Linked DNA regions of Homo sapiens: all the other regions are linked to region 3. Evidence: chromatin contacts called from ENCODE Hi-C data. All regions are on one chromosome and are shown on one strand. Each heading gives the region's core, a stretch centred on a gene start or an enhancer-like site at or near the end of the contact. The rest is flanking DNA. Distances are from core to core; before and after follow the strand shown. Region 1 has its middle 96 kb from the start of LINC02552. Region 2 overlaps LOC107984380 (a long non-coding RNA gene). Region 3 holds the start of PDGFDDN (PDGFD downstream neighbor).

What was found. Hi-C counts contacts between places; a loop is a spot of excess contacts on that map. Pooled maps may share reads with other maps.
Region 1: a loop to region 3 is called in a pooled map, with 13 times the contacts of the local background. The contact joins the enhancer-like site here to the promoter of PDGFDDN in region 3. A Hi-C loop is called at or near these places in 3 of 37 single-sample maps with no recorded cell type and 4 of 50 pooled maps.
Region 2: a loop to region 3 is called in a pooled map, with 3 times the contacts of the local background. The contact joins the enhancer-like site here to the promoter of PDGFDDN in region 3. A Hi-C loop is called at or near these places in 6 of 37 single-sample maps with no recorded cell type and 2 of 50 pooled maps.

The regions. Positions count from the first base shown.
Region 1 is chr11:104,703,768-104,707,278 of GRCh38, forward strand. No RefSeq gene overlaps it. Among named protein-coding and RNA genes, the nearest start is that of LINC02552, 96 kb to the left of the region's middle. RefSeq lists enhancers at 1,914-2,043, 2,054-2,173. Within about 2 kb of position 2,209, at least 13 of the 41 ENCODE cell types and tissues checked have a DNase peak (open chromatin) inside an H3K27ac peak, as active enhancers do.
Region 2 is chr11:104,874,371-104,877,847 of GRCh38, forward strand. It overlaps LOC107984380 (a long non-coding RNA gene), which reads left to right. Exons shown (of 3, transcript XR_007062985.1): 3 at 905-1,198. Among named protein-coding and RNA genes, the nearest start is that of CASP4, 92 kb to the right of the region's middle. RefSeq lists a silencer at 2,866-2,955. Within about 2 kb of position 2,106, at least 3 of the 41 ENCODE cell types and tissues checked have a DNase peak (open chromatin) inside an H3K27ac peak, as active enhancers do.
Region 3 is chr11:103,905,259-103,908,564 of GRCh38, forward strand. It overlaps PDGFDDN (PDGFD downstream neighbor), which reads right to left and starts at 1,612. Exons shown (of 4, transcript XR_947960.3): 1 at 1-1,612. PDGFD (platelet derived growth factor D) reads right to left here. Exons shown (of 7, transcript NM_025208.5): 7 at 1,931-3,306.

The DNA of each region.
Region 1 (3,511 bases), core at 959-3,458, 800 kb after region 3:
ACAAAGGAACAAGTAAGTTTTTTTTGTTTTTGTTTTGTTTTGTTATGAGACAGTCTCACTCTGTTGCCCAGGCTGGAGTGCAATGGTGTGATCTCCGCTCACTGCAACCTCTGCCTCCTGGCTTCAAGAGATTCTCCTGCCTCAGCCTCTCCAGTAGCTGGGATTACAGGTGCACACCACCATGCCTGGCTAATTTTTGTATTTTTAGTAGAGATGGGGTTTCACCATGTTGGCCAGGCTGGTCTTGAACTCCTGACCTCATGATCCGCCCGTCTCGGCCTCCCAAGGTGCTGGGATTACAGGTGTGAGTCACCGCGCCGGGCCTAATAAGAAGTTTTAATTGATATAAAGAACATTTGAAAAGTAATTATTTGTAAGTAATATTATTTGAGATCACCAGGTTAGAGACAAAACTCATAGAAAGGGATATAAAATTTTGGAATTGTATATCGTACAAGAGAGAAATTAATTTCATCTTTCTAAAAAAGTCTACAAGTTAAAGTCTAATTTTTAAAAAATCAGTTTAAAAGTCTAACTTCCCTTTCTTAAGTCTTAGACCTTGGGTAAATAGTGAGGTAATCATGTACATTCCCATAAATGATGTTTTGCTTTCATGGGACACTGAAAAAATGTGCTATTCACATTTTTTCTTATTTTCAAGGTTTAGATAATTTTTCTAACATAGATAAAAGCAATGTATACATATTATAGTTACATAGTACTTTACTCTGAAAAGCATTTAAAGTGAAGTTTTATGAAATGTTCAGAAAAGGAAAATACATTTCAACTTGGCCTTCAGGGATTCTCAGCTAGGAATTGGCAGAGATGGAAAGTGGATGGAGAAGAGATCAGAAAAAAAGGAGAGAGCTGATTTGAAGGCACAAAAGCCAGAAAGCATAGTTGTATTTTGCAATAGAAAGGACTCCAGTTTGCTTACATTGCTGGATGCATGGAAGAGAACAGCAGGCTATAAAGGCCGAGAAGATGGTTTGAGTCTGGATTGTGCCAGGCTAAAGGATTTTGACTTTTTTTGTTAGGCAATAGGGATCCCTAAAGCTTTTAGAGTCTGGATAAGGAAGATAGATCTGCTCAATAAGAAGGATGAACTAACAATAGAGTCTTTTCTAGGATGCTACTGAAGGAATTGAGAGACAGAATATACAAATGAGTGAAAGCCAGACCATATAGAAAAATAGAACCCTAACCCACAATTTGCAGCTACCAGCACAGGATGCCAGCTTGCTACACATCTGACTTGTAGGAAGTCAGAATGTTATCTCTAATAATAAATCCAGGAAGCCAAACAATAACTCCTATTACAATTGACCCCAAATGACCAGGCCTTGATTAATAACTGACAACTTTAATAATTTTTGTCCCTGCTTCCAACTTAGGACCAACTAGAGAAAGCCAGTTATACACCTCTAACCAATTCCATCGATGCTTCACTTCTAGTTAGCCACCCCACAACAACAGCCTCCAATCAGGGAATAATAGTTGAAGCCTTTCCTCTTCTCAACTATGAAGCTTCCCTACTTTTCTGCTGCACTTTGAGTCTGCCAAAATGCAAGCAATGATGGCTGATTCCTTTGCAATTAAAAACTCTGAATAAATAAACTTTGCTTGTTCTCATTCAGATGGTCTTTGTTTACTTCCATAAAATACACTACCATTAAAACTAAGGATTCTTTTTTAACTAACAGCTTTATCAAGACACATGAATCTGTCCAGTCAATATAAATTGGATCTCCTAGTGTGCCAGGCAGTGTCAGGCAGTAAAAATGTAAGCATATACACTCTTGCCCTCGGAAAGCCTTTACACTGTGTAGGATAGAAACAAGTAAATATACATCATACACTGTCAAATACAAAACTGAACCCAAGTTAAAATTAACACAGGCTGATTATTCATAAATGTGCAGGAAGAGAACCCATCTGTCATCACTTTCATTTCAGCAGAGGTACAAGGATGTTAGAAATGAGAGTAAATTTTACCTGGTAAAAAAGAAAAAAATGCTGAAAGCGTCTCTAATTGGTGAGCATTACATTAAAGTGGGATGTGGAAGCAGAGACTTATTCAGGTATATTTGAGATTAGTTGGTGTGCTGGAACTAGGTGAGCCGGCATTTTCAGAATATTTCAAAACAGGAAGTCTTATTCAATGTTAGAGACTGAAGATTTTCTGTGGCTGGCCATTTCCAGGAACAAGTCTAGCTGACGGGGTGCTTTTGTGTGGTGTGTCTGTCATAATGGTCCTTAATGGAGGCAGAGGAGCTGGTATGGCAGGAAGTTTCTCACCACAGTATACTAAGTAATGAGTTTCTGTTAGTTTTATGTAGAGAGATCTGAATTTACAGATGAGATAATGTTGGTACTGCTGGATTGGCATTACAAAAATATGAAACTGCAAAAGTGGCTGCCCCCAAGATATCTGAAGACCAATTTATTTAAATTAAAAACAATTTATGGGCTTTTATGTGTGTGTGTGTGTATGTGTGTGTGTATATATATATGTGAAATTTTCAAGAACACAGCCTACACATAAAGCAGTACTGCAGACTGTCAGTCTATAAGCTAAAATTTTGTTTATTTATATTGGCTAGTGCTAAAAAATGGAATTTTCATGCTGTTAACAGTGACCTGTTTCCCATAGTCACTACTGTTGACACATCCTTATACCAGTGTATTTCACATATCCACATTAACTAAAAAGGCTTTGGGCTTGCAAGTGTTGAAGAAATATAATTAAAAACAAAATATTCTCTCAACCCAGAAATTATCCACAAAGACAGTAGAGAAAGAGAACACTTTTATTATTGAAAAAGCATTACACCATAATATGATGCACATCACAGGAAATCCATTAAGAGATTGCAAAGACAGAAAGGAATCTCTACCCCTTATATAATCAAGTAACCCATTACATACATTTTTCAAGATGAACAATAACTAGTTGTCAAGTAAGAGGACTGACAGCACCTTTTGTCACACAGTTCATCCTAACTTTACCTTGTAATTGGGGTGACCATCTGTGTTAGCATATTGGCTATATCGAGAGAGACAAACAAACAATCAAAACCATATACCTTTATGATAGAACATAGCTTTAGCTTTGCAAATTGGAGCAAGGTGCCCACAAAAGTTAGATTATTATCCTTCCACAGAAACTGGGAGATAGGAGCACTGTCTTCCTTTATGTTAACATTTATATTAGTCTGTTCTCATGCTGTTATGGAGAAATACCTGATGCTGGGTAATTTATAAAAAAAGGAGGTTTAATTGGCTCACAGTTCTGCATTGCTGAGGAGGCCTCAGGAAAGATACAATCATGGTGGAAGGCAAAGGAGAAGCAGGCACCTTCTTCACAGGGCAGCAGGATGGAGTGAGTGCAAGCAGGGGAAATGCCAGATGCTATAAAACCATCAGATCTCCTGAGACTCACTCATTATCATGAGAACAGCATGGCGGAAAACCACCCCCATGAGCCAATTACCTCCACCTGGTCCCGCCC
Region 2 (3,477 bases), core at 856-3,355, 970 kb after region 3:
TCGTTCCTGTACATATACTATGATAAAGTTTAATTTATTAGGTATAGTAAGAGATTGATAATAATATCTAATAGTAAAATAAAAAATATAAGAAGATACTGTAAAAATGTTACGTAGATATAGTCTTTCTCTCCCTCTCAAAATCCTGTAATACTCAGACCATAATTGACTGCAGGTAAATGAAACCACAGAAGACAAAACACGGATAAGGTGGGACTATCGTATTCATGCTCTTCTCTGCTATGAAATAATTTTACCACATTAGGGTCTGTGAATGCAGCCAGGGGAAGGGTGCTATTATGGGAGAGTGCCTCACTTTCAGGCAAAAGATATTCACAATAATCTTAGGACACCAACTTAATGGTAAAGGAGTTTTGCTTATTTCTAACTATCTGAATAGGGTGTGGACTTCTTAGTTTGTTCACAATTAAATAGAAGGGAGAGAAACATGATTATTTGGAAGTTCTGATTAATGTTTAACACTCTTGAAAATATAATGGAGTAAATGCATCTAATCATGGTCATTTACTCTTTTGCCATGACAATAAAACACTTTGAACTTGAATCCTAAAAGATATTTAAATTCTTATCTATAAATGATGTGATTTCTTTCCCATCTAGCCTAATCTCTGGTATATTTAACATGATGAATCCATATACATTTTGGGAACATATGCTTTATTTGAGAATTTATTCCATTCCCTAAGTATTTCTGAGCACAAATTCTATTTTATATAATTTGGTAGGTTCTGTGCAGATGAGAATAAAAGGGGGATCGTTTACCCTAATAAATGCTTATAGTTTTAGGAAAGGATAGACATTAAACAAAAAAATTGGTAAATATATAATTACAATTTGTGACAAGTACATTGAAGGATTTTTTAAAATCTCATTTTTATGCCAGTAAATAACAGGATATCCAGTTTAGACTGAGGATCAGAGAAGTCCTCTCTGAGGAAGTGCCTCTTAAGATGATGGCTGAAGAAGGCATATGAGTTAGCCCAATGGACAATGAAAGGAAAATTACTGTATTACAAGCAGAAAAAAACAACATGTGAATGCCTGGAGGCCCTGAGGCCCTTAGGTGAGAAACTGCTTGTCTGCATGTGGTTCAGAGAAAACAAATTATATAAAACGAAGTTAGCAGCGTCGGAAAGGTTTGTTAAGGATTTTTTGTTTTAAGATTTTGTAAGACCACTCAGGCTATTGTTTCGAGAATGAATCAGAGGCAGGAGTAGGGTTGGCGAGGATGCAAAAGAGATGGGGATATCTAATATTACTTTAGCAGACTCTCTCCTTTCTGTCACTTGTTATCCTGTGAAGATATCACTTGCTGCCCAATGAATAAAAATTAGGAAAATTGGTCTCCTGTTTTCTCATGCTCAGGGAACATCTTCTTTTCTGTACTTTTCTTCAGACAGGGAAGATCAGTGAAGTAATAAGAAATACACATATTGGTCTCTAACCCCAGTCCCTAGCACAGAACTCCTAAAACTATTGCAATTTTCTGAGCAATAGAGGTGCTAAAAGAATCTTTTGTTCTAATGTTTAGTCTCTGCCCTGATTCCTGAGACAAAGCTCCTAGTAACATTGTAGATAAAGGTGGTAGGTTAATTGTTTGTTCTAATATTTGGTCTTTGATGTAGGGTCTTGGCACAGAGGTCCTAAATCCTTTTGAATTTCCTGGGTAATAGAAGTATCTTTGGTTGTAATGAGGTGACTTGGTGGGTTTTAGGATGGGGCTGGTCACCAGAAAGACTAAACCGTGGTTATATGCTTGGAGCTCTCATCCCCACCCCCCATTCCTCAAAGAGAAGAGAAGGGCTGCAAATGGAGTTTATAATCAGTCATGGCTACATGATGAAGCCTCCCTAAAAATCTTTGAACTATGGGGTTCAGGAGCTTCTGAGTTGGTGAACACATCTGAGTGCTGGGAGGATGGTGCACCTCAACTCCATAGGGACAGAAGCTATCCTTCCAGACCTCACCCTATGTACCTCTTCCTCTGGCTGTTCATCTGTATCCTTGGTTATATCCATGATTAATAAGCCAGTAATTCTAAGTAAACTGTTTCTCTGACTTCTGTGAGCCACTAATGCAAAACATGATTTATAGCTGGTTAAGAGGAAGTATTGTTGATAACCTACTACTTGCAATTGGCCTTTGAAGTGGGGGAAATTTTTATGGTAATAAGCCTTTAACTTGTGGGATCTGACACCATATTAGTCCATTCTCATGTTGCTAATAAAGACATACCCAAGACTGGGTAATTTATAAAGGAAAGAGGTTTAATTGACTCACAGTTTAGCATCTCTGGGGAGACCTCAGACAACTTACAATCCTGGCAGACAGGGAAGCAAACATGTGTTTTTTCACATGGCAGCAGGAGAGAGAATGAGAACCAAGTGAAGGGAGAAGCCCCTTATAAACCATCAGATCTCATGAGAACTTACTATCACAAGAATAGCATGGGTAAAATAGCCCCCATGATTCAATTACCTCCCATCAGGTTTCTCGCAGGACATATGGAAATTATGGGAACTACAATTCAAGATGAGATTTGCATGGGAACACAGCCAAACCATATCAGACACTATCCAGATCCCATTATCTATCTAGATAGTGTCAGAATTAAATTGAATTATAGGAAACCCAGCTAGTGTCTGCCGGAGAATTATTTGGTGTGTGGGGCAAGACTCCCATACATCTAGTGTCAGAAATGTGGAGGTGAGTGATTGGTTGAGTGCATGAGACTAGAAATAAACAATATGATTTTTTCTTAAATCTCAGAAGGCCAACACTTTGCTTTTCTAGTTCTGAAATAATCAGAAAATAGGAGTGTCATTTTGCTGAGAATTGCCGTTTCAGACCAAAAATACACTGAACTTCAGAAAAAGATTAAGCAGTTCTGAGAATCAAGGGCTATGAAAGTAAAACGAAAATAAGACAGAGAGGAAGGAAAAAAGTGTGACTTCCTATTCTCATGCCTCAGTGTGTGTGTGTGGGGGGGGTGGGGTGGGAGTGTATGTGCGTGCTCATATATGCACTAGTTTAAGAATCTAGTATGTTTCAATTAATTTTAATTTTCAGTTTGTCTTCAAAATCCATGTCTTCTTCCAGAGGTCCACTTTCAATAACAAAAACACTTCTACTTGCCTTTCTTTAGAAACTTAAACTATCATAAAAGTCATTTCTCTTTTCCTTCTTGAATTATTCAAAGTCTGGTGCCTTAGACTTTCTTCTTCTGCCCAGACTATGCTCACACTGATGAAACCTGGGGAATCTATTCCTTTGGGTTGGGGAATATTCCCTATTCTCTCCAACAGTAAACATAAAAGATGAATTTCTTCCTAAATTACTTAAGGGCAGACACACCAGTTCTAAGTATATTACATTTTCTCTAAAGCACACATAGTTTAGTCTCATTAAGGAATATAAATTTATCCCATCAATTAGACTTTGACCTGACTTGAAAAA
Region 3 (3,306 bases), core at 362-2,861:
CTTAGTTCTTAAAAGGGAACTTGTATTGTAGGTATTATTTAAAATGTAAATTGAATCCAAGAATGATTTTAACATTTGGTTTCTGGTCACTAAACCTGGCAATAAGTATAAACAGTTTAAAATAATCACAAAGTCAAATGATTTTGCTAGAAAATGAAGATTTCTTGGTCCACAGCTTGTTGCACTGAGTATATTAACCTATGTTAAGAAGTTAGCTCCACTCTCTTTTAATGTAGTCTGCTAAATAATTTTTAGACATCTCTATAGAAATGAAATTTATTCAAAAAAAGGACACAAATTAGTTTGCAAAATTCAGAAATATAACTGGAAAAGCAAGCATAAAGTCTTACATTAAGTGGTTAGTTGCTTATCCCTTGTTGATGCCTATTTTATTTGAGAGATATCCCAGTTGTGCTATGCTAAGTTTTGAAGGTCTGTGTAGTCTTTAACTTGATCTTTAAAAACAACAGAATTTGAGTGAATGTCAATAAAACCAGTGAATTATAAATATTCTGTCTTCTAGCATGTTTGACTAGGGCTGCCAATAAACAAAATTATATTTCCTAGGACTTCAGGCATGAATACTAATCTATTGAATTTTAATTTAATATTCTATGAGGAACCTAGGAGAGTATCAACAATTTAGACATCTGTTGAGTTATTCTCAGAATAAAACTGGACATGTGAACATTTCAGGAAATGAAATAAAATTCTTAATGTCTTTGTATTAAAATGCAACATATATACATACATATATACACATATATTCACATATATATACATATATATATTACTATTATGACTTTTTACCTAAAAACCCCAGTTACTTGAATTAGCTATTAGGCACAGAATTATTCGACCCTGTCCCCATCCCTCTCCCATGCTCACACACTAGCTAGTATTTCTGATGGTAAAATTAATTCTTGCCACAGAATACAGGTCTTTACTCCCATTCCCCAAATGACCTAAAACCACTAAAATGGCAGAGTTTCATTCAACACTGCAGCTGCTATTTTGTCTCCAGCAGGATGATATAAAGATTAGGCTATAATCAAAAGCAAAAATTCTTGCATGTGCATTGCAGCTAGAAGAGCTCTCTTTATGCTATGTGCCTCTTCACAAATTACAAAGCAAATGATATAGGAGTGTAGCTCCTAAACTGGTCTGTCTGAACTGATAACACTGAATCACTAGTTGGCTGGGGTGTCCACCCAGATGGGAAAAGGAGGTGGATAAAAGGGAAATGAGGTTGTAATGTTGTTGACTTCAGGCCTCAAGGAAGAGACAGCTGTGGATTTTCTTAGGTGAGGAACAATGTCAGAGGAGAACATAATTCATTATAAGACTCATGGGGAAACAGTCAAATGAAGAAGCAACAAAGCAGCAACAAAACCAAACCCAAGTCTTGCCCCACTGTGCAGCTGCAGGACAAAGACAGAACAGAAGCCTGTAATTGGGGAACAAAGTGTTGTTCTTTCGGGCATTATAAAATGAAGCCTTCAGAAATCACTCAATCTTGTCATTCCAAACAGTTTGATGCATTTGTGAAAAAAAGTTTTCCTTTTTTTTTTTTTTGAAAGGAGTCTTGTTCTGCAGCCCAGGCTGGAGTGCAGTGGCGTGATCTCGGCTTACTGCAACCTCTGCCTCCCGGTTCAAGTGATTCTCCTGCCTCAATCTCCTGAGTAGCTGGGACTAAAGGCGCCCACCACCACACCTGGCTCATTTTTGTATTTTTAGTAGAGACAGGGTTTCGCCATGTTGACCAGGATGGTCTCGATCTCCGTGTGATCCACCCCCTCGGCCTCCCCAAGTGCTAGGATTACAGGCTTGAGCCCCCGCGTCCAGCTGGAAGTTTTCTTTTCTTTTTTTTTTTCTTTTTTAGCAGTGTACACCTTTTAAAACTGCAATTGAGTACTAAATAATGGAGTAGTTTTGTTCAAAAGCAATATTTATTTTTCATGAAGATAAGAGGCATATTACATTCGCTATAGAAAATGCTATGAGAGGAAAAAGCTGCATGTTACCGATATGACAAAAAACATAAAAAACTCTACTTATGAAAGTGTTTTGCCCTATAAGAACATATTCAATAAAAGGCATTATTCCAGGTGAATGAGCCATGCGGAAATGTGGATTTATTAGGGTTTGTTTTGAAATGTAATTTGTACGGCCAGCTTTTTATTCCTTTGATGGCTATCAAATAGATTTATTGGCTACATGTTAGAAGTGCAAAAGATAACAGGTAACCAAGGGAGAAGTTTTAATAAAACTCTCAGGAAAGGCAAAGAAAAGTGAGTGAATATGCCTGCTTACATTTCAGCTAATAAATAAAAAGTGCAGATAGGGCTTTAACTGAAAACCTTGCTGGTTATTGCAGCCTGGAAGGTTTATTGAAAACTGGGTAGAACACTCTCATTTTTTATATTTACAGCTACATTGTGAGCTGTTCAGGTTAGAGTGATGTAACGTTCATTTTGACTTTGGTACAGGAAACTGATGTTTTCACAGGAAACTTGCAAAGCAGTTATGAAGAGGAAGAGCGTTCTTAATTATTAGTGTCTGCCTGAGCTATTTCTGATTGTGTTCTGGGATTTTAGAGAATTGAACAATAGAGTATTTAATTTTACCACTCCCCTCTTGAGTAAAAACATCAGACACTTTTAGGAAAGTTTTAGAAGGTACATCTTCAATAAGCAGAGATCTTTCATCTCAAATAACTGGGAAGAATTGCACTGCTTAAGAATAGTTGAACTTGGACCTGAGAGCACCATACTTAGAAATCTAAGTATATTTAGGTCACTCATCTAACACTGGGACTTTACCAGCCCTGTCACCCAAACTGGTTGTAGTTAGTAGGACCACAAAGTCACTGAAGAAATCTGCTTTCCTTTTAACTTTCAAGGCAATAAGAAAAATGTAGTTCTCTGTTAGCAGTCCCTGAGCTATCTGAATTTCGGTGTTTCTCTCTTAAGCCTCTTGCTTTGGAGGATGATGAATCATTTCCTACTCCTGGAGTTAGTCTCCTTTAAAACAGACACAAAGGAGGCAGAGAGAAAAAATTACTCTAAATACCATTAACCAATGTAAAACAGTTTTCTATTAAACAGTAGGACAGCAGGGCCAAACTTGTGTTACCACAATTGACAACTGGCTTCTTAAAGCAAGCTCCATAGATTAAGAACCATAGCCTCTAGGACTGATTTTACTTGGTTCAGAAACAGGAAATCAGAACAGTGAGCAAGTATACGATTAGAAATTTACATTAATAAAATGTGATTTTTTTGATACACAAAAGCTTTTAGGTTG